Regions from separate parts of the Homo sapiens genome. Here region 1 is linked to region 2. Evidence: read pairs that join two places in POLR2A ChIA-PET (ENCODE). Cell type or tissue: PC-9. All regions are shown on one strand.

Region 1 (2,500 bases), 94 kb after region 2:
TTTTAATTATTTCTTTAGGAAGGGTCTCAGAAGCAGGATTAAAACTAGGAAAAGGAGTACATGAGTACAGCTGAAAAACCCACTGTCTACAGCAGGGGAAATGATTTAAAAAAATGACAAAAGAAAACAAAATAAAGCTCAGAATGTAGCTGGGCAAAAGACGCTCTGCTCTCTTCCTGCATGTTATCATTTGCTGTTTGAAAGGAAGCACATGAGCCTAGATTTCAAAGAGACTAACAACTTTATTTTAAAAATACTTCAGAACCCTGGAAATTGCAGGCTGGGATGAGCTCTTTGAAGACACTGATGCGTGGCTAAAGAAAAAAACAAACTCTTCTACAGTTGTACTTGAAAAATGAGACTATAATTAAACTGCACCCACACATGCAATTTTCAAAACTATTCCTAAAAGGAAAAGTTCTCAAACACCACAGTATAGAGGAAAAGATCACTGAATCCTTGCACATTTGCTTTAAGTCTAGAAGTTCCCACCTACAAACTCACACGGCTGGCTGGTATGGCCATCCAGGTTCCCTATCGCCCACCAGGCCAGCCACCTGGGCACCAAGAGTCAGTGCAACATGCTAAGTGGTAGAAAGTCACCTACTATGGCAGGGCACTGTCACCATCAGAAATGAGTCACACAGGCCTGAGTGACCAGGCACCAGGGCCTGAGTATGGCTCTTTAATATCTACTATCTCCTTCAGGCCTCACAATGATCCTATGAGCACGGTGTTAGTACCTCTGTTTTAAAGCAAAGAAGTGGAAATCCAGGAGGTTTAATGTTTCAACTCTCCCTTTGTCTGATCACACTCTCCCTTACTTTACTACATTTTATAGTTAAGCAAGACAGATGGAGATATCCTTATAGCTACTTCAATCACAAACCTATGCCTCTTGGTTACATCCTGGCCAAAAATGGCATGGTATTTTGGCTTCTTGAAAGGTAGATAGAGGTTGACAGGCCTTCATCAGTGGATGCTCTCAAGACTCCACATTTCTGTCCTCTACAATCCTCTTCAAGGGGGAAATCCAAACCTGACTGAGTCAGAGTTCCAGACCTTTACTGGAAGAACCAGCTTGTAAGACCATCCCTAATGGGCAGGGACAACTGTGTGTTAAAAGAACAGCTTAGTCAACATTTTTCATCTCATACCTGCACTGGGCTGCTTACCAACATTCAGCAGATAAGACTAACCCTGCAGACCCTGAGAATGGACCATCAGTGCCAGCCCAGCCTTCCAAAAAGCTTAGGACTTATTCAGGTACTAGCCAGGCAAACAAAGTAACATGACATTCTGCTTCACATTCTCACAGCTCTTTTTTTTTTTTTTTTTTAATGGAGTCTTGCTCTGTTGCCCAGGCTGGAGTACAGTGACACGATCTCGACTTACTGCAACCTCTGCCTCCTGGGTTCAAGCAATTCTCATGCCTCAGCCTCCTGAGGAGCTGGGACTACAAGCACACACCACCACCATCAGCTAATTTTTTTGTATTTTTAGTAGAGTATTCACTGTGCTGGCCAGGCTTGTTTCAAACTCCTGGCCTCAAGTGATCCACCTGCCTTGACCTCCCAAAGTGCTAGGATTACAGGCGTGAGCCACTGCACCTGGCCACATTCACATTGTTCTTTAGTTGTATATCTTCCTCAGGAACTTCACAGGGTGGGGACCCTTGGTTTGGGGCAGGCTTTAAGCATTCCGGGTCTCCAGATCTTAGACCCATCAAAAACCTCTCCTCCATTCCTAACCAAACTCATGACCACACCAGGATGTGCCCTGATGCCACCAGCAGCATGAGTTTCCCCATCAAATAACAGACCCTCGAGGAGCTTGCAACAACTCAACAACAACTGTATTCCACCCGTTCCCCTATTATTATAACAGAATTCTTTAAAACCAAGTGACAAATAGTTACTGTAGGATTCACAGGGAGATCACAACAACTAATGCATTGAATTTCTGGGTGGAAACTGCCCTCACACAGGTAACAGGGTACCATCTGTCTGGCTATTCAAAAGCTTAGGATGCATGTCATGAAAATGCTGCTCCCATCTCTCAGGCAAATCTTGTTGCTACACCTAAGAGATGTGTAGTGTGAGACAATAGGAGGACTTCATCTTTTCAAATAAAAAACATCTAGTTATCCCATCCATAACTGAACAAGCAAGAGAAGACTATTATGCCAGACAAACTTACAACTGGTTGACCCAACTTCACTTTCCTCTCTGCACTGATCCATTCTGTACAGTGCTTAAGAAGCCACTTTTGAAACAGTACTTCCGAGCTCAAAATCCATCAGTCCTACAGAGTTAACTTCAAATGTCACAGCCTGGCATCTCCTACATGACCCAGATGTTTCTTCCTTTCCACCTCTCTAGTAATTGGTAGAAACTAATTCTATTTTAATATTTACAGTGCTCCACTCAGGTTCCTGTGCCAGACACTGAGGATACAGAGATGAATGAGGAGCCACCCTATCCTCAGTGAGTTCACCTGA
Region 2 (2,500 bases):
AAAAAATTACAATACAATAAAAAATAATACAAATAAAAAGTAGACTGTAACAACTATTTGCATAGCATTTACATAGTATTAGGTATTATAAATAATCTAGAGATGATTTCAAGTAAGTGGGAGGATGTACATAGGTTATATGCAAATACCATGCCACTTTATATCAGGGACTTGAACATCCACAGATTTTTGTATTTGTCAGGGTCCTGGAATCAATTCTCCACTGATATCAAGAAATGACTATATATAAATTGCTGCCTATGGTTCTGTTTCCTTGAGAACTTGAGTTGATGGGTTACAATGTGGCTGGTGAGTTTTTCATCCCTAGAAAGAGGAAATTCTAGAATGGCAATAAGAGACTCCATCTCATTGAATTTCCCTTGCAAGGCCCACCATGGAGTCTTCTCAGGTCCAACTTTAGTGACTTACAAGACTATCATAGGTCATCTTCAGCTCAGTCTACTCAGAAGGGTATAGGGACACTGTTCACCAACAGGATGGCATCAAGGGTTCCTAAACTACAGGAGCCCTTGAAGAAGCCCACAAAGCAATATAGCTCAAGTGCAGGGAGACAAGACCCACATCAGGCCGGCTTGAGAACCTGCCCGCCCCACATGAGCTAATATCCCTTGTAACTACTTCTGGGGCCAGGGTCATGGCACTCAGAGAAGCTCAAAAATATGGCCTCCTATCAGGTAACTCTCCCCAGTCACAAGTAGCTTACCAATAAGGGATCATTTCTGCCACAAGCAATACTGCCTAGTAACAAGGTTGACATATCCTTTTTATCCAGTTACCAGAGGAACAGAGCTACCAAGTTAATGAAAGGTCAAATCTCATGCAAAACGGGAAAGTGCATTGTTAACCTCTCACCCACACCACTCATTACATGAGCTCCAGAGGTATGGAGACTTGGCAAAGATCTCACGAGTCCAGGACAGGAAGTAGAAACCATCCTCGGTGTTTCACATGCAGGAAGGAATTTAATACAGGGGATTCACTAGACACAACAAGGAGCTGACATCCAAAAAGCAGAAAGTCACTGCCACTGCTGCTGACACATCTGCTCTTACCCCTCTGAGCTGGTGAGTAGAACCTGGAATACTAACTCTACCTGCTACAAACATGCGAGTCTCTATAACTTTGCTTATGGGCAGCAATAGCAGGATGAAAATTGTCTCCTTCTCCTCCCTTTTGCCTTCCAAAGTTTCACATGAGTGCATCTCATCAGTGGAACACACAACTTACATTCAGACCTAGCTGCAAAGGAGCCAAGGAAATGCCATTATTAGATTTCCTGGAAACTACATAGAAAAGGATGAGGATGGATGTTGAGTACCAGGTGAGATATTCAGTGTGCATAGCATATTAGTGGTAAATCCACTCACGATTCCCCTCTTCCAGGCCAGGCTTCTCTTTCCTTTGGCACTTCCTAGTTCATGATCCTTTCTCTCTGAGCCTTCAAGCACTGCCCCTAGCCCTTCAAACACTCCATCTTCCCTCCCAACACAACATAATGCAGTAGCATCTGAATGTCCAGCAGCAGAACTGTATGGGTCTGGGACAAAATGGTCATAGGAGGAAAGTGGTCAGATGTTCTTTCTTAAAGCAAATTGATCTTTTTTTCCTAGAATAATGCTCTTCCTTCATTGTTGGTGGTTTTATTTGTTTTTGGACTATTAGTAGTAGCAGTAGTATTACCATTTTTATCACTAGTATTAGTATTATCTCCTCTTCCCATACTCTCGAATCCTTAGTCTCTGCTTAACTTTTCTTAACCTTCACTCTAACATGGCTTTCAGTGCACAAAAAAAGAGAAAGACCAGGAGACTTGGGCAGCCTCTCACTGCCTGTCATGGAATCAACCAGCTTGGGGAAACTTGTGAGTGGAGGTAGGGGCAGAGTTATCTCCTGGCCCCAAGATACAGGAGGAAGAATACAGAATAGGGGAATTCAAAATCTACTTACTGCCAGGTCTGTAAACAGTAGGCTTGAGCAACCAGTAACCCTACTGAAGAAGGTTGTATTAATGGCCCCAATTCTTCATCTCTCCCTATATTACGACCCTTGGACATGTAACTTTGTGGGATCTGCCTATTCCAAGGAGGGAAGGGGTAAGGGGTAAGGGCAAATTCCCCATCCCATGACTCTAGGCTTGGGTCTATGACTTACTTTAACCAATGAGATGTTAGCAGGCATGATGTGACTGACCTAAGTCTTACAAAGCTACCTCTCTCAACGCCATGAGAAAGACATGCCCAAGCTAGGCCACTGTCCCCCAGGAGGAAGGCAAGAAACATATGGAACAAGCCCACTCTCAGCCAAGCCTGGCCTGGATCACCTCATCCCAGCCAAGTCACAAATCCATGAGAATGAATCATTTTTGTTTTAAGCCACTGAGTTTTGAGCTTGTGTGTTATACCACAATGGTATATGGTTAACTGACTCATATCATGGGTCCCATCCTTCTCTTGCCTTCCCTACTGTCTCCCAAGCGCCC

Evidence for each region. ChIA-PET counts read pairs that join two places held together with the same protein. Peaks named below come from ENCODE experiments on the same cell type or tissue, not always from the same donor. Only the 100,000 strongest peaks of a DNase experiment are listed, where the experiment ranks them.
Region 1: POLR2A ChIA-PET joins it to region 2 with 10 read pairs; 2 of 35 experiments call an interaction of 5 or more read pairs at or near these places.

Annotation. Positions count from the first base shown.
Region 1 is chr9:120,423,381-120,425,880 of GRCh38, forward strand. All of the region lies in intron 25 of CDK5RAP2 (CDK5 regulatory subunit associated protein 2), which reads right to left. Among named protein-coding and RNA genes, the nearest start is that of CDK5RAP2, 160 kb to the right of the region's middle. In PC-9, no CTCF peak of the experiment used is centred here; a DNase peak (open chromatin) is centred at 1,091; H3K27ac peaks cover 685 bases.
Region 2 is chr9:120,329,660-120,332,159 of GRCh38, forward strand. The region is part of intron 2 of LOC105376253 (a long non-coding RNA gene); the gene reads right to left. Among named protein-coding and RNA genes, the nearest start is that of MIR147A, 86 kb to the left of the region's middle. In PC-9, no CTCF peak of the experiment used is centred here; no DNase peak of the experiment used is centred here; H3K27me3 peaks cover 1,863 bases.